Linked DNA regions of Homo sapiens: region 2 is linked to region 1. A link is an interaction called in ENCODE POLR2A ChIA-PET data of the cell type or tissue named here. Cell type or tissue: PC-9. All regions are shown on one strand. Each heading gives the region's core, and the rest is flanking DNA. Links, peaks and the distances in the headings are about the cores only.

Region 1 (9,585 bases), core at 984-8,983:
ATCAAAGTGTGAACCAAGAACGTGTCTTTAATTCTAGCAACTACCACCATTTGGTAACTTCTTTGCATAGGTTAGCATTACCCAAGGAGCCTCCCTATCCCGTATTAGTGAAAGGAAATCTGGGAGAAGCAAAAGAGGTTTCTTGTTATAGATTTCCTAGCACTCATTCTGATTTAAGAAATCTAAGCACATCCAACTTCAGAAACATTACTAATGTGGAAAAAGAAAAGGCTGACTTTGTGTTGATAAAATTATAGCCTTTAGAGAGGAATAAAGATAGCTTTGCAGTATCTGGAGTGTTTCAGGAAAGCTTCCATTCTAAATATTCATGTGATAGTTTTTCTGTTCTGCCAGGCAGCCTCTAATTTGCTTAACCCGGCACACTGGGCAATCCTGTCATTTTCATCCCAAAGCTCAAAGTTAGTGGCTATGGGAGCCTGATAATCTTGCAGACAGAGAAGGTTAAGGACTCTGGGAAATCACAGAAAAACCTTATCAAGAGAGACTTTATTTTGGCCCAAGGTATCTATAGCATGTATTTATTTAGCTGAGTGCAGATCCCTCCACATCATAGGCTGTCAGCCCCAAAGATCCCTTCATTCCCACAGCACTGCTGAAGGCAGAACTGTTCCTAACCTGGGGAAGGTTATATTGGTTGATCAATTATCTGTCAGGAGAGTAGGAAATAAGTAATCAAAACAACCAAAAGTATTAATAATAAAACAAATATTACATCTTGAGAAAGTAGTTCGTTTCTTGGGTTTGTTTTTCCACAAGTATTAGCAATCCAAGTTGTGTAATTCTAATTCAGGAAGAGCGAAGTCCAATATCAAATAACACTGAACAAAGTGACAACTTCTTTCAGAGGTGTTTTAATACCCATATCTTTCAATGTTTTAAACCATTCTAAAGACTAAGGAATCACAGAAGTTTCCTTATTCAGAAAATTACAGAAATTAAGTCTTAATCATGTTCACTTTCTATTATAAGGTCCTCTCTGAGAATTTTTTGTGGATTATCCTTTTTACTGTCTTCAACAGTAACCACTCTTCATCTTACAGGGTTGAATTTGCTTTCTGGAAATGGCTAAATGTTACTCAGAACCAAGAGTAGTAGAAAAAGTAGACAAAGAAAGAATATACTTCCAGGTGCTTTCTCAAAGTGATACTAATTAAATAATATAGCTGATTTTCTTATACCTTATTACCTTCCTTGATATTATTTCTAAGGAGAGGAGTTTCAAAAATAACTTTAAGGATGGCAGCATCATTAGAATAAGTATTAACTTCTTAAGTAAAACTAGATGACATTGAGGGGAACAACACTTAATTAGATGTCAAAATTCTGATATGTCTGCTAAAGAAATCATTAATTATAATAATTATAATCATACTTAGAAGTGTCCACTTAAGCCTTATCTCCTCTGAGGTATGTATTTTTGAAAACATTGGGACTCATTTGAATGTTGTAAAGGGAAAAATCAATTTGTCATGTTTTCTGCTATAGTTACTCCTCTTACATAGCTGGAATAAAAGCAAATCAGAAACATATGCTTATAGTATTTGCCCGTTTTAAACTGGTAGATGCCTGATTATACATTTAAAAAGAAATCTTCTGATACCATTTTATTAGAATAGGTAGGTGTGTGTCCACGCATGTGTTTCTGTAATACTTAAAAAGGAAAATCTCTAAGATTATGATTTAGGCTTCTATTCAGATAATCAAGAAAGAGCAAGTTAGTAAAAGCCCATTATAATTCTTTAAAATGTAAACACTGCTACCGTAATAGCAGGAACTACAGAAGATAACTGAAGAACATCAGGATTATATAAATCCTTCATAGCCCTTCTCAATATAATAATATATACTTAGGACCCTATACTTCTATAATCTTAAAGACCATCTAGTCCAAACCCATCGTATAACTCTAAGGAACAGCAACTCTGAGAGGTGAAGTGCCTGCTGAAGGTCACTCAGCCAGTGGCTGGCAAGGGCCAGGATGAGATCCCAGGTGGCCTGTCCTGCCCAGGCCTCTTCTCCCCCGACCCTGTTCAATCCAGCTCAGGTCCCACACCTGTAAAATGAAGAGGATGGTGGACTAGAGGATGGTCTCAAAGGTCCCTTTGTAGCTCAGGCTATGATTCCACAGGTACCAGGACACTATGCTCAACTCAAATAAACTCTTTCAGCTCAGGGATGATGCTCTAAACCAAGGAAGGCTCCGTTTACCAAAGCACTCATATGTGTTCCTTAACAGAAAAATAGTTCTCCCCTTTGAGGAGGCCTTACTCTAAATAAGCCCAAGACAATTTCTTGTCATTATCTCCCTTAGGCTTCTACTGCCGTCTCTGGCTTCTAGTCTGCTCATTTTCATTAACTGCCTCCATTAAGCTTTACTGAGCCAAATGACTAGATAATATATTTCAATGTAATTATGGGTAATATATGAAAAGAACAATTTAGAGATACCTAATTTCTAAACTGTACTCTTCATAGTTTCAATTAAATTGAGAAACTAGATATTTCATTATATTTCTAACATGTATATACGAAAAAAATCAAATATGAAAACATAGAACTCAAACATTATTCTTATTTAAAAATAAACATTTCCTTCATTAATTTATACATTCTTTCTATGTCCAGGAAAGAGAATACAATTCTGACCTGCAGCAATTTTCCTGTCCATAAAGGGGTAAACCAAGTCCTATTTTCACTGCTATCCAACCACAGAGAGCCCTTCGTGGATATCTTTTGCTTTTTAATCCTCGGCAGGAAGCTTGTGCCTCTCTCAGTTTTGGAAATGGTCTGTTATTCAACTAGAGGCCTTTACCTAGCTCATCTTGTTTCAGCCAGCACGGGAAGTATTTAAAGACAGAAGGAAGGCTGGAAGATTCAGACTTTTCCTCCAATGCCTTTCAAAGGCTACTCGCACATTCCTAGGGTCAAACCTTGCCCTCCAGAATGCAGTGTTTTATAGGCTGTTGTTGCTGTTAAACTTTTTTCCCCCATAAAGTGCAAATGTGAGGAAGAAGAAACAAAAGTACTAGATAGCAAAACAAGCAAATGGACTTGGAATTTTATTTGTACAGATCTGATTAACTAAGAGTTTCCCTTTTGATGATGGACAATGGCACTAGAGGAAAAGAACAGGAGTGGGGTTCTCTGTGCCCACTTCTTTTCAAAAGGGTGATTTTATAAAAGTGCTTTCCACATAAGGAAATAAAATACACTTTAATGAGTAAGTACATATAGAGAGGGTGACCATGAGGCATGTTGTCATGTTAGTGCAGGGGCCTTTATTTATTTTATGAACAATATCCTAAAGTTAATAAAGAACTATGCTTTATTATTTTTTTTTAATCTAGGAAGCCAAGGAAAACCAGCTGAACATATTCCATTGGCTGCAGCCTTCAATTTAAACATCAGAAAGAAAGGTAAGCTGGGCACACCCAGATTGTGTCCAGCTTGTCAGCACACTTATTTCTGATTATCTGAAAATAAACAACATGCTTATTCTAGAGACAGAGGACCTGCTGAAAGCTTATAGCACACAAGTCTATTCAAAATGATTCCATATGTTACACTGTAGGATTGTTGTGTAGTTATACAAGGGAAAGAAATCAAAACCCTGTACAGACACCTGATATCAGACTTGAAATGCCAAGTGGAAACAGAACTATTCAGCATCTTCATTTATACACAATTTACAATATTTGATTCAAAATAAAAATCACAAGAAAAATACATCTGTTTCTGCTACAATTCCTTCCCCTCCCCATCCTCCCCCCACCCCCGCCCCAGTGAAAAGTCTTCTAATAAAAGGTATCATATTACCACCGTCTTGTTTTGGTCTAATTCTGAGATCCCACTTGGAACAGTTAACATGAAAAGGAATGGCAATACTTGGGATTTATATAACGTACACATTGTATCCAAGGATCTCAAATACTTGCAGTCACGTCTCCAGATCTGAGAAATCACGGTTCAATGGAAGCCAGAAAGCTGGACGAATGCTGGGCAGGTTGCATGGGGTGTAAAATCCCTTGGCTAAGTCTATGATCAAACAAGGTCAAAGTTGGTTGGCTAGAGCTGGGCTCAATTTCTCTTCTCAAATATATACTACCAGTCAGTAAGTTTTACCCTTTCTTAAACCACACACCCATCTCCAGGCTACTGCCTAGAGTTAAGACCAACTGAAGTAGCCATGTCCTCATGATAATGCATCAGGATAAAAAGCAAAAACAGGGAAATACATTCATCAGCATCTGGCCAAAGGAGACGGGGGTTGGGAGAATTGATCTGGGAGGCCATTCCTAGCAAGAACGAGACAAAAGTGTCAATTCACTAGTTTCAGTTACAGTTAAGCTTTTGGTGGAGTTGATTCCAGCAGAGGTGAAGCTCATGGCATCTAGTGCTTGATTTAAGATAATGCTATTGAAGAAGGGTAATGAGAAAACACAGCAAACTAACAAGGAGGAACTGGCCAAGGAATATCTGGAGGGCCAAAGTGATTTTCTTTCCTTATCATTTCTACAGGAGAAGGCAAGGGGTAGGAGAAAAGGGCTGGAGGGCCCCTTATTTGCAGATTTTTTTAAAAAAATCATTTTTTTCATAACTCCGTAATGAAAATGTATTTTACGGTATGAAGGTTACAGAACTGCATCTGCTACTGGGTCACGGCTACAGGTCTATGAGCTGATCCACCAGCAGTAAAGACCTGGCTAGGTTGGGAAGACTGGACTCAGAGCTCCCACTGCTGTTTCTAGAGTGCCCACCTGGAAGTGGAGAGATAGGAATTCAGTACAAAACATAGAGGGTTAAGGTTTAGATGTGCAGAGCAAGCAAAGAAGAAAAACCAAACCAAAACCAAAACCAAAACAAAAAAAAACCAAAAAAACCAAACCCTAGAGAAGCAATATTTTACATTTGCAAACCCTTACACGTTGATTTTGAAACATGTAAGTTAGCTGTCCACCACCTCCCACCAAAAGCTCAGGCACTCTGTGCACACCACAGTATAGGTAGGACATCTTGCAAAGAGGGCACTATTTTCAAATCAATACTTTTTTTGGTTGAGAATTGCTGGCTATATACCAACTTCCTGATAATATCAAGCCATCTCCCTTTGATAAAGTAAAAATCAATAATTTTTGCTTTGGGGAGAAACTAGTTATTAAGATACTGCAATAAGAACATGCTTTAAAAAATAAATAGATGGTCCCATGGTAATTTAGTGTTTTATGGCATGTTCACATGATTTTCCTCCATCAAAGTTGAAAAAGGATGCTCCATTAATGTCAAAAAGATGTGAATGATACCAAAACACAGCTGTTAATCTCTTTGGGAAAAATATTTATTATGGATTATTCTAATCATGATAAAAAATGTGATGTGCTTTTGATATATACCTTCAGGTTTCCACTGACTAAAGATCATTTTGCTTTTGGCTTCATGGTAAAAACTAACTTTTGGCCAACTGTTAAAGACTTCTCTCTAAATAAACACCACGGTCAAACTTTAAAGATACCTATCTCTATCTATCTCTATTGGTCCAGCCTACAATGATTCTCATTACACCCAATGTCCTTCATTAAATGTTGATGCTTTTCTTCCCCCTTGCAGATTAGGTGCATGACTATTTTGAAGAGAACTGAGGCCAAGCTCTTCTCTTTTCCCCATCCTTTTTCTTACCTTGTGGGTTTTTGGTTATCAATACAGGAATAGGGTCAAACTCATCTTCAGCCACCTTGTCCGAGCCCTCAGGGACATCAAAACCTGAGATGAGATTACTATCTTCTGCAGCTTAATACAGAATGCAAGTACACAAGCAGAAACAACAGAGGCAGAGATTAGCAAATGAGAGAATGTGAAAGAGGCACAAAGATCTCAACTGTACAGCCCTGTTATTTTCAAAGGTGAAAGGATTTATCTTTCTGAGTTGAAATAAAAATAGCAAAACTGGAAAATACAGAGATATAGAAAAAAATGCTTTAGAGTTGGCCATGTTGACTTTTATAATGATTAGGGAAAAGGGTTCTTGGAAGAATTCTATTATTTATAAGACATTAATTATAATTATTGTGAGGTATCTCTTCATTGTCACTAATCCACAAAGGCATAGGAATAAGTCACTTGTCTTCACTGAGGGAACAGAGGCCAAACAATATTTGAAAAACTCAAAACCGGGGCTTGGGGGCAGGGCAGGGGAGGAGGAAGAGAATTGGTGGCTCTTTAAGAAGTAACCACTGTATATAATGCAAACAAAATACTGCTGGAAGGACTCACTGCACTGTGACTGGGAAAAAAAGACACTGAAACAACTCAGAAGCCTCAGGGAACGCTGAGGCACAAGATCACACGCACTGAGGCCTCAAGTAGAAGTTTGTTAGAATAGTCTTCTCCATTCTAATTAAAGCTACCCTAACAGCAAGCAAGTGCTGGCTGAGCACTTATTTTGCAAATGATGCTTCTCTGTAATTCTACATTGCTGCTGACATACTCCTGCCAGACATCACTGTCTAAATAGGTAACTTCCCTCTACATAATCTATAAAAACATAATCATTTTAATGTCATCACGGGTAAAAACAAAAACTCAGCTATTACCATTGCAAACCACAGAGGTGATTATTTTTAGTCATTCTGGGGAGGCTTCCTTCTTGAATTTTCTCCTGAAGGGACTTAAGCTCTTTCTTTTCTACACATTTTCTCTTTCCAGAAGACTACTTTCACTACCCAATCACAGAAAGTTCAGTAACAAAGTAAGCCAGGCATTGAGCCTGACACTGTCACAAACTGCTCATTGAATAGAATCTGATTCAAGCTACCTCTGTCCAGGATTTCAGACCACTATTAACCCAAGACTGAAAAATGAAAATAGTAGATTAGAAAGAGAAATCCAGTAACCAATCATGACTTGAAGGTGAACTAAAATTCAAAACTTCTACAAGTTCAACCTTGCAAGGACTGACTTTTGAGGAAAGATGCTTATTTCTTTATTGCAGTCATCACTATGCAATAACTTTGAATCAGATATGATAAAACCATTTTACATTCTAAGGCCAACAAGCATCATATGATCATTATAGGCAGGCAGTAGATAGTCACTTCAACCATCTACTTGAATTGACTGCAAAGGTATCTAGCTCTTAAAGGTAACATGGAATATCTGCATTCTATGTTCTTGCCAGAAAGCAATACTTTCACCAATCTGTTGTCTAGGGCTTTTTTCAGATTTAATTTTATTTATTTTTAGTACCTGTCTGCTATTTTTTTTGTTTTTTTAGACAGAGTCTTGCTCTGCTGCCCAGGCTGGAGTGCAGTGGTGCGATCATGGCTCACTGCAGCTTTGCCCTCCGGGCCTCAAGCAATCATCCCACCTCAGTCTCCCGAGAAGCTGGTACCACCGGTGCATGCTGCCATGGCTGGCTAATTAAAAAATTTTTTTGTAGAGACTGAGACTCCGTATGTTGTCCAGGCTGGTCTCAAATTCCTAGGCTCAAGTGATCCTCCCACCTCAGCCTCCCAAAGTGCTGGGATTGCAGGCCTGAGCTACCACAACTGGCCGGTCGTCTAAGTCTTAGTAAATATTCTCACTGAGAGGTATTATAACACAGTATCTAGGAGATACTCAAGTTTTCCATACAAGGAGGTAGTTTTAAAACTTCACTAGTAAAGACTTTTGATAAGAAAAACTTTCAAAAGTTGTTTAGTTCTTTCCCCTCTAAGGACACATGTGGGCCTGAGAAGAAGAAAGCATTTACCTTTATGGACTGGAGCAGAGATTGCTGTGGGGGCAAACTCTTCCAGAAGGTCAGTAGTAGGGTTAGAGAGCAGAGAGCAATCAAGCAGGGAATCTTCCCCGGTGAGAGAATCTGAGTCCAGATTAACAGCATCCCAGGTCAGTGATGGCATTAAGTGGCACACACAACAATATCATGAGATTAGATCTTAGCTTTTAAGTTACTGCATTTACACGTTACACATAAAAGCCAAAGCGGGAGAATAAAAACCAAAAGAAATGTGTGGAGCCTTCTGGATTTTCATCTGTATCATGAGATTAGATCTTAGCTTTTAAGTTACTGCATTTACACGTTACACATACAAGCCAAAGTGGGAGAATGAAAACCAAAAGAAATGTGTGGAGGCTTCTGGATTTTCATCTATAGAAACATGTCTTTCTAGATTCCTCTTAACATTAACATAGAAATAGAGGATAATTTTTTGCTCAGAGGTTGCTGGTTAAATAGGTCTGTGATTTGGATGCTGAGCTAACTTTAGCACCTCAGTTCTTAGTGAATGCCATTTGGGAGAAAAAACTTTACAATTAGAGTTTCACTTAAACTTTCCCTAAACACTCATAGAAGGAAGTTACTATAGGACAAAGTATCCAAACTGATTAGGAGAGGGTTGCCTCTGGCTTATTATTAGCAGAATGTGACAAGATTAAACAGTACCTTCTAGAACTCAACCAGGTTCCCACCCACAATGCCTCTAGCTAGTATTCTTTACATTGAAATTGGCCCTTTGAACATGATTTTGACTTCAGAAAACCAAGACAAAAACTCAGAGTTTAAGTTTCTTTTTGAGACGGAGTCTCGCTCCAGCTCCCAGGCTGGAGTGCAGTGGGACGACCTTGGCTCACCGCAACCTCTGCCTTCTGGGTTCAAGCGATTCTCCTGCCTCAGCCTCTTGAGTAGCTGGGATTACAGGCATGCGCTACCACAACCGGCTAATTTTGTATTTTTAGTGGAGACGGCGTTTCTCCATGTTGGTCAGGCTGGTCTCAAACTCCCGACCTCAGGTGATCCGCCCACTTCAGTCTCCCAAAGTGCTGGGATTACAGGTGTGAGCCAAGGCACCCAGCCTGAGTTTAAGCATTTTAACACAGGGATTGTTTTCTGAGAAGTTTTCTAGGAGAAAACATTCAAATGAGGATAAGGAAAATAAATCATAATGTCTTTGGAGGTAATTTTTTTTTCACCTGCATGAATTTATCCTCACATTTCCTAGGCTTCTAATTGTTTCTATCCAAGTTTGAAAACCAGATACTTTTATCAAGGGAATTATGGACAAAAAAAAAAAAAAAAGAAGAAGGTTACCAAATCTGTATTTGTGGGCAGTTAAGAAATTCTATTAAGACTGAATTTTGAAATTAGGGTACAAGTAATACTACATCTAGGGAAGACTTCAACTTTGCCTACAATTTTACAGCAAATTACCTATACAGGATTAAAGCACTGTGCTGGGAACGGAACATCAATATATAGAAGATGAGCTCCACGGACATCACTGGCATTGGCAGACTGGAAAGATGTACAGCAATCTGGAGGGTTAAGGGTATCCTTACAGCTCGGCAGAGTTCTTTAATTAAGGACATAGAGGGATCCCACCACCAGTGAAAAGAATTTTGAATAAAGAAATACTGTAACCAGAGAAAGCCCAGAGATCACTCCACAGAGAACATGGCTCCAAAAAGTACTCAGTTCTTTAGCAAGGAAATATATCACTCAACATCTAGAAGCCGGGGCTGTGACAATTCAGAGTGTCCATTTCAGGAGGAACTACCTGGGCTTCAAAATAA
Region 2 (9,585 bases), core at 1,041-9,040, 300 kb after region 1:
CCACCCCACATAAACTGCCTTCTTGGTTACCAGAGTTCTTAGTGATATTGTCTAATCTCAGCATGATTTTGCCATTGGTGGGTGGCTTTGCAGTTACTGGCTAGAGCGCAGACTCACTGAAATCTGAGCTTGGTCTGACCCAGCACTCTCTTTTAATTTTATTTTATCTGTTACAGATAATAACCAAGGGACTGAATATATCGCCTTTTCTTATTAGTTTGCATTTCCTTATGCTTCCAGTGAGCCAACACCTTGGGGTAGCTTTTACCTTTACTAACAGATCTCAGCATGGTATGCTACTCCGTACCATGAGTGGCTGTTACCAATGCCATGGGTTCTTGTAATCACCCAGGATAGAAATCAAGAGCAATCACCATACATAGCAGCAAAGAGAAAGTTTGTTTTGGCTCATGCACAAGGGAGCCAGTGCTGAGAAAGGAAAAGAAACAGACTGCTATCGGAGGATAGTGTGTGGGTTAGTTTTATAGGGTCTTTCCATGGGAAAGGGTTACATCAGAGCATGTATAGGAGAGGCTTTTCTAGCACTCATGCTTCTTCATGCATCATATGCAACATTAGTATTTTAAATCTCCACCCCATGCATTTTTAGCCTTAAAATGAGGAAGGGTAACTGTAGGTTGGACTTTAAGTCTAGCTATGCATGCAGGGCTCCAGGGAAGTCCCCAGCCCCCTGAAATAGGAACTCGTGGTTAATAAGCTTCTTGGGTCTTTTGTTATTAATTGGCTGAGAGTTAGATAAGTTAAAGCTTGAGTGAATGGCTTCTATCATTTTCTTCCAGGCCATTTTATTTATTTTTATTTTATTTATTTATTTATTTATTTATTTATTGAGACAGAGTCTCACTCTGTTGCCCAGGCTGGAGTGCAGTGGTGCAATCTTGGTTCACTGCAGCCTCCACTTCTGGGGGTTCACATGATTCTCCTGCCTCAGCCTCCTGAGTAGCTGGGATTACAGGCACTCACCACCATGCCCAGCTTAATTTTTATATTTTTATTAGAGATAGGGTTTCACCATGTTGGCCAGGCTGATCTCAAACTCCTGACCTCAGGTGATCTACCCACCTCAGCCTCCCAAAGTGCTGGAATTACAGGCGTGAGCCACCATGCCTGGCCCAGACCATTTAAAAATAGGGAACCCACCAGCCTGCCTATCTCATGACCATGTGGCCACCCAGGAATCAAAGTTTCTCATCCCCAACCCTTTTGTTCTTTCTCTTCCCAAACCACATATTTCTGCAAGCCAGGGCCATTCTAGCAAATCCCACTTCTGACACCAATTGTATAGGAAAACAAACTATTTTTCCTTATACTTTAACACTTTTTCACTTCTAGCACCAGATGTGATGGGTGAGGGGGTGGGGTGGGGGTTCCCACATCAAGCATCAAGCAGTTCTTCAGTTCTCTTTGGACACCAACTGGGTGTGCCACAATTTAACTAAATTCTGACACTATCAAGTTAGCACAGACCCCACTGGTTAAGGCAGGGGTGTCCAATCTTTCGGCTTCCCTGGGCCACATTGGAAGAAGAATAATTGTCTTGGACCACACATAAAATACACTAACACTAACAATAGCTCATGAGAAAAAAAAATTGCAAAAAATCTCATAATGTTTTAATAAAGTTTATGAATTTGTGTTGAGCCAGATTCAAAGCTGTCCTGGGCCACATGTGGCCCACGAGCCACAGGTTGGACAAGCTTGGGTTAAGGGATCAGTCCCACAGTCCTCCACCACTTCAGATGCCAGTGTCAAGTCCAGCTTGTCACCTGTGCTTCTGATGGAATGGCTAGAAATCAGAGGTTCCCATGACCCCCTGTTGACTTTCATCATTTGCTAGAATGGCTCACAGGACTCAGGAAAACAGTTTACTTACTGGATTATCAGTTTATGATAAAGAGCTACAGATCAGGAACAGCCAAATGGAAGAATGCATAGGGTGGGGCACGTGGGGAGGGGCTCACAGCTTCCACGGCCTCTCCAGGCGCACGTCTTCCCAGCACCTCCATATGTTCACTAACCTGGAAGCTCTTCAACCCCTCCACTCCCTATTTCCCACTGTCCTTTGGGTTTTTATGGAGTCTTTGTTACATAGGCATGATTGATCCAATCATTGGCCATTGGTGATGAAATCAATCTCCAGCCCTTCTCTCCTCCCCTGAGGTGAGAGGTTGGGCTGAAAATTCCAACTCTTTAATCACAGAGTTTGTTTACCAGGGCAACCAGCCCCCCATCCTATAGTTATCTGGGGGCTTTCCAGACGTCCCCTCATTAACATGAACTCAGGTGCGGTTAACCGGGCTTGTTATGAATAACAAAAGATGCTCCTTTCACCCTTATTGTTCTTATCGCTTACAAAATTCCAAGGGATTTAGGAGTTATGTACCAGGAACAGGAGGAGAACAGGTGTATATCCCTTACTCTAAGTCACAATATTATATGGCCTGACTGCATCTTCATCTCATGCCACTCTTGCCCTTGTTCACAATGCTTTTGTCCATCCTTCAAACACAGTAAGCCAATTTCTGCTGCAGGGCCTTTGCACTGACTGCTCCAGCTACCTGAAAGAGTTCTCCTTCAGAATTTTGAACGGCTAGCCCCTTCCCTTCATTCAGGTCTTAGTTCAGATGTCAACTCAGAGATGCCTTCCGGATCGCCCTGCCCAGGCCAGCTTCTTCCTGGTAACCTGATCCTGTCATCCTCCATGTCAGGGGTCAGCAAATGTTTTCTGTGAAGGGCCAGATAATAAATATTCTTAGCTTCCTGGGCCACATGGTCTCTGTCACAACTACTCATTTCTGCTGTTGTAGCTTGAAAGTAGCCACAGACAAAATATAAACAAACACGTGTGACTGTTCCAATAAGTCTTCGAAGTTTGAATTTTGTACAATTTTCACATGTAATAAAATATCCCTTATTTGATTTTCTGGTCAATTATTTAAAAATATAAAGACATTCTTGGCTTGTAGGTTGTACAAAAGCAGGATTTCACCCATGAGCTACTGTGGTTTGCCGACCCTTGCTCTGTGCTATCATCCTGTTATATTTTCATCATCTCGCCGAAATCAGAAATTATCTTATTTATTCGTTCTAAAATTTGTTGTTGGTGGCAAAGAGGTTGAATAGAAGTTATAAGTAAGAGTTAAAAATATATTTTAAAATTGTCAAAGGGTTTTAGCAGCCTATGCTGGGCCTGTTAATATCAGAACTAATTAGAGTTAGCCAAGTTACAATGCATCTCTACAGTGGATATCAATACTGTCACCAAGTCAACTGTCTCTGGAGTCAGAAAAGGCCTGGTTGATGTATATCTGGCATTTAGAAAGTAAAGTTGGGCTGGGCGCGGTGGTTCACGCCTGTAATCCCAACACTTTGGGAGGCCGAGGCGGGCAGATCACCTGACGTCGGGAGTTCGAGACCAGCCTGACCAACATGGAGAAACCCTGTCTCTACTAAAAATACAAAATTAGCCAGGCATGGCGGCACATGCTTGTAATCCCAGCTACTCGGGAGGCTGAGGCAGGCGAATCACTTGAACCCGGGAGGCGGAGGTTGCAGTGAGCCAAGATCGTGCCATTGCACTCCAGCCTGGGCAACGAGAGTGAAACTCTGTCTCAAAAAAAAAAAAAAAAAAAAAAAAAAAAGAGAAATCAGAGGGCCAGGTGTGATGGCTCATGCCTGTAGTCCCAGCACTTTGGGAGGCTGAGGTGGGCAGATCACTTGAGGTCAGAAGTTCAAGACCAGCCTGGCCAATATGGTGAAATCCTGTCTGTACTAAAAATACAAAAATTAGCCGGGTATGGTGATACATGCCTGTAATCCATCTGTAATCCATCTACCAGGGAGGCTGAGACAGAAGACTCGCTTGAACCTGGGAGGCAGAGGTTGCAGTGAGCCAAGATTGCACCGCTGCACTCTAGCCTGGGCAACAGAGCAACACTCTGCCTCAAAAAAAAAAAAAAAAAAAAAAAAAAGGAAAGAGAAGTCAGAATGAATCCTTTTTTTTTTAATGAAATAAGGGGAGCCAAGTAATGATTTATATTGTGGAAAGAGCTTGAAAATTATGTTTGTAAAAGCTATTTGTCAAAAGATAAAGATGTCTAGTTATGTAAAAAATAAAATAAAATAAATAAATGTGTCGTCTATCTCTCCTGGTAGACTATAAATGCCTTGACAGCAGGTTCATTGTCTTATCCACTGCATTATCTCTATCAGTGCCTGGAGAGGTGCTGTGAGAGGTCATGTAGGAACATTTGGTGATTGAATGAGTAAATCTACACAGTCCATGAGTCACTACTTCTGATAAAGTCTTCCTTCCAGACATCCCCCATATATCATATTCCAGTGCCACACCCTGCCCAAGCTTTTGCCTCTACCCATCTGTTCCTGTAGCTGTCTCTCAAGCCTTCTTAACTCCTTCTCTCTCACTCCAGTCTCTCTCTTTCCAGTTTACCCTATAGTAAAGTACAGTACCTTGTTAAAGCTTTTCTTTTATTATGGCATTTGTCTGCAAATAACAAAAAACTTTCCACAGTATTCCCATGACCTATGGTATTCTGTAGCCAGACTCCTCAGCCGGCCGTGCAAGGCCCATACCATTCAGTTCACTTTGGCTTTTCCAACCTTGTTTCTGAGCCTTCCCTGGAATGAGCCCTCTGCTGTCACTCCCGCATTTCCTCATTATTCCTGAAACTGCAGCTCATTCCCACCTCTGTACCTTTGCTCAGGGTGTGTCCCAGGACTAGTTGGTTCTCCCCTTAGTTGAACCCCCAGGTAATAGGGGGTAAGTCGGCAATGAATGATGGGAAACAGGAAGAATGAAACTGGAAGGTAAAAAGCAAATGTGATCAAACAAGGCCTAAATGGTAATCAGGTGGGTTAAGAAGGACTTAGTTATCATCAAAAGGCACACTGCTTGGTCAGATTATCTAGACCAGTGCTTTTCAAACTACTGTGCAGGCAAATGTTTGGGGAATCTTGTAAAAATGCAGATTCTGGGAGTAGGTGTGGGGTAGGGACCTGAGATTCTGCTTTTTTTCTATCTCTCTCTTTTGAGACAGTGTCTCACTCTGTCACCCAGACTGGAGTGCAGTGGCATGATCTTGGCTCGCTGCAACCTCCACCTCCCAGGCTCAAGTGATTCTCCTGCCTCAGCCTCCCAAGTATCTGGAATTACAGGCGTGTGCCACTACCCCCCAGCTAATTTTTATATTTTTAGTAGAGATGGGGTTTCACCATGTGGGCCAGGCTGGTCTCAAACTCCTGACCTCAAATGATCCACCTGCCTCAGCCTCCTAAAGTGCTGGGATTACAGGCGTGAGCCACCACGCCCAGCCAGGTTCTGCATTTTTAACAAGTTCCCAGGAATGCATGTACTCCTGGTTCTAGGATGACTCTTTGAGTATCAAGGATCTAACTAAACTCTGAGAAGAGGAGCCTTATCCAGGTGGTTCGCACCTGTAGTCCCAGTGACTCGGGAGGCTGAGGCAGGAGGATCGCTTGAGTCCAGGAGTTCGAGGCTGCAGAGGGCTATGATTGCACCACTGCACTCCAGCCTGGACAATGGAGGGAGACCCTGACTCAAAAAAACAAGAAAAGAGAAGGTGCCTTGTTTATATGACTTAGATATGGGAATAGGAGGTGGTGGGCTGCCATTAGGGGACTGTTTATGTGTCATGAGAACTCCACAAGAGTCCTAGACTACAGTGAAGACATTTCTTGCATTCTGAACAACTGAAAAAAATGTGTGATGATGATGAAAGAGGGGGTGCTGAAAACCGAGGACAAAGTTGAGTGTATAAGCCTGCAGCTTAAAGGGAAGAAAATCTTTAATCCTAGAATGGTGGCGGTGAAAATCGCCACTGGGAAACGAAAAGATTCTAATGTTGGTTGGGCTGCCGGCCTGTCATTACACACACACAAACACACTCACACAGATGCACACACAGAGGGGAGGCTGGTATGCTGTACTTTCCTCTGATGCAGTTGGATTATCTCTTTTCTCAAAGGGGGAACCTCTTCTGATCTGCTGTAACATTCAGTTCAGAATCTGTGTCCAGCTTGAGTACAAGTATTGGTACTTAACCTAACAAAACAATAGGAATCCTTTCTGTAGTGTGTATCTCCAAACAGAAGAACAGGTGGGAAAATATTTTACCAGTGTGATAAAGTTGACTTTTTTTAACAGTTTCTCTAATTAGCCCATTCCTTGTATCTTTGGCTAATCAGTAACTGGCCTTTTGATTAAGTTGGGTGTCATTTCCTCATGGCTTAGCTTCATGCAAACTGCAAGTTATCCTGATTAATGATTTTAATGCCATTTCCTTCATCACAGTAATTTCCCCTCTGCTTTTATCACAGAAGAACTTCTGCTTGGGTGGCTGAACTCTGATCTTGACCTAGAGTCATGGCCATGGTAAGTTGTGAAATACCTCAACCCTATCTGGTGCCAGCTGCCAACAGGTACAGAATGTGGGCTCAGCAACTGTTAGCTTAAACAAAGCATTGTTTACTCAACAGAGGGGAAGGAGGAGGACATGAAAAGGCAGGTCTATTTCTAAACATCATTTAAATTTCTTTTAGGGGTGGTAAGCAACTTGACCTTGAAAACTGATTCAAAGAGAGAATTCTTTGAATTCTTTTAACATCCTGAGAATATAGAAACAAGTTGTAATTTTCTGTCTGCAGAAGCGCTACATGTTTATTTTAGAACATTTAAAAAGGAAAAACTAAAAATTCTTTAGGTTCTACCACCTGAAGAGGACTGCTATCGATACTCTGAGGTAGCCACATCATTTCAGGCTCATCAAGAGGGGTGTTTCTTAACAATATGGGTGTGTTGGCTGCCTCCTGCTTTAGACAGTAATCAGACACCTTGGACCTTGGTTATTTGCTCTTTGGAACAAGCATCGAATTGAATCCCTTTGAGAGTTCTGTAAAGTTCAGCTCTGAGGTGGAAGCTGAGCCTCTTAGCTGAAAACATGGCTGTACCTAAGGCTGGACATCTGCTCTCCTTCTCTTGCCCAAATACGGTTTCTGAATAGACAAGTAATTCTGATCCGTGGTCTTCTGGAGGAAGCAATAATAGAAGTAGAAATCTTATACCTAGAGAGGAACTGGAGAGCCTGACAGCTTGAGATGCCTTCCTTTAGGAAGATGGGTGTGTAAAGTAAACTATCCTGAACAAAGAGTAATATACTCTTAATTTCTTTTGCATTAGATATTCCAGAATTTTCTTCATGATCTCTGACAGTCAAAGGCTTATTCATGTGTGCCCCAAATCTCTCATGCTTTAGTTTAAAATCATTTTCTTGCTGATTGATTCTCCCTGGCCATGGAGAATTTTTTTAAAAATATTTACGTATTTTTATTTTTTATAGAGATGAGGGGCTCGCTATGTTGCCCAAGCTGGTCTCAAACTCCTGGCCTCAAGCGATCCTCCCACCTTGGCCTCCCAAAGTTCTGGGATTACAGGCATGAGCCACTGTGCCTAGCCAACGTGGAGAATATTTATTCAGAAATGCTTATGGTGCCCCTACTTTGTGGCAGATGTGGGACTAGGACTCAGAATTAATGAGATGCTCTTCCTGTCTTCAGCAGGCTCACAGCTTTCCTACAAATGAAGACTGTAATCAAGTGGCCCTTTGTGTGCTTTCCACTCGGAGAAAATTACCTCAGTTGCTCTCATCTTTCCTCCTAAAACCTGTTTTTCTATCATGACTATTATTTATTGACAGATAAAGGACATTTTAAAAAGAAAATCACACTATACAGTCGCAACATTGGAAACACCAACTATTTGCCATTTTTTAATTTTAGACCTTACTCATATGTATAATGATTTTTAAATAAGAGTAATAAGAGCATAAATAATAGTTTTGTAGCTTTCCTTGTACCCCACTTAGTATAGGAAAATAGGAAACAAGTTATTCACTCTGATCTTATGCTTTATCTCTTCTCTATGCTAATGAGATAATGTAATGTTTATATTACATTTCATATCATTAAAATTATTTACTCTAGTGGTTATGAGTGTTTTAATTTTCTTCTTAATTTATTTTTATTTTTATTTTTTTTGAGACAGAGTCTCAATCTGTTGCCCAGGCTGGAGAGCAGTGGCGCGATCTTGGCTCACTACCACCTCCGTCGTAGGTTTAAGCGGTTCCCCTGCCTCAGCCTCCTGAGTAGCTGGGATTACAGGCGCTCGCCACCACGCCTGACTAATTTTTTGTATTTTTGGTAGAGACAGGGTTTCACTGTGTTGGCCAGGCTGGTCTCGAACTCCTGACCTCATGATCTGCCCGCCTCGGCCTCCCAAAGTGCTGGGATTACGGGCGTGAGCCACCGCGCCCAGCTTTCTTCTTAATTTTTAAAAAATTTTCCAAATTCTCTATAATATTTTTTAAATCATTGTATTCAAGATTTTAAAACATGTTTTATGGAGGTATAATTGGCATATAGTGAAATGCACATCCTTTAAGGTTACTGGTCGTTAAGTTTTGACAAATACATATATATACCCACATAACCTACTCTCATATCAAGGTAGGACATTTTATCATTCCTAGAAGCTCCTCCATGCCCGTTTCATATTAACTCCCCTTCCCACCCTCCACTCCACACAAGAAATGCAACTGCTGTTCTGAGTGTTATCATAAGTTAGTTTTGCCTGTTCTAGAACATCCTATATATTGAATCATAGAGTAGGTACTCTTTTGTGTCTGACTTCTTTTTCTGGGCATTATATTCTTTTGCAATTCATCCGTATTGTTGCATCAGTAGTTTTGTTCCTCCATTCCTTTTTATTGTTCATTAGTATTCCATTGTATTGTACTCTGATCTTTTTGGCATGTATCTTCTTCATTATTAATGTAATAACAATATTTCATCAATTGTGATATGGCACCTATTTCTATCTATTCATTTTTGTCATTCCTTCCTATATCCTCTCTGTTTCCTTTGCCTGCTATCACAATGGGCCCTCTTGGGACAGAATTCCCTGTCTTCCCAGAATGGATAATGGCCTATTATACTCTGAAATTCAATCAATATGGATATTTATCATGCTAACAGGGAACACATTTCTTGATCTCTTTCTTGGAGAAAAAGAGTCATTAAGAATGCTAACTGATAAACGGAACCACCCTTGCCAATTCCTCTATCGATTCACCTTGTTATATATTAATCCTAATCCATAGTAGTGTCCCACAGCAACGCAGTTTGCTTAAAAGTTGAATGCAGTGTTTGAGTGCCATCCAAAAATTTTTCAATACGGAATTTCCAAAAGAACCTTGTGAAACATTCAACTCAGAAAGCTGTCTCATGCTGGGGCCAACAGCCATGTTGGAATTCTGACAGCAAGTCACCAATTTGCGTATTACTACTGATATATAATAGAAGAAAAGAAGTAAAGTGCCTCTGTTAGTTTCTTGAGGCTGCCAAAATAAAGTATTTGCAAAAGTAATTGCACCAACCTAATAGCACAAACTGGATGGCTTAGAATAGTAGAAATGTATTGCCTCACAGTTCTGGAGGCCAGAAATCCAAAGCAAGGTGTCAGCAGAGCCA

What was found. Peaks named below come from ENCODE experiments on the same cell type or tissue, not always from the same donor. Only the 100,000 strongest peaks of a DNase experiment are listed, where the experiment ranks them.
Region 2: POLR2A ChIA-PET joins it to region 1 with 10 read pairs; 2 of 35 experiments call an interaction of 5 or more read pairs at or near these places.

Annotation. Positions count from the first base shown.
Region 1 is chr2:69,471,186-69,480,770 of GRCh38, forward strand. AAK1 (AP2 associated kinase 1) reads right to left here. Exons shown (of 22, transcript NM_014911.5): 20 at 7,766-7,876; 21 at 5,695-5,805; 22 at 1-4,778. The coding sequence ends at 4,684. Among named protein-coding and RNA genes, the nearest start is that of NFU1, 39 kb to the left of the region's middle. In PC-9, for the core only: no CTCF peak of the experiment used is centred there; no DNase peak of the experiment used is centred there.
Region 2 is chr2:69,775,142-69,784,726 of GRCh38, forward strand. It overlaps ANXA4 (annexin A4), which reads left to right. Exons shown (of 13, transcript NM_001153.5): 2 at 6,379-6,433. The coding sequence starts at 6,425. Among named protein-coding and RNA genes, the nearest start is that of SMANTIS, 19 kb to the right of the region's middle. In PC-9, for the core only: no CTCF peak of the experiment used is centred there; DNase peaks (open chromatin) are centred at 4,310 and 6,500; H3K27ac peaks cover 3,330 bases.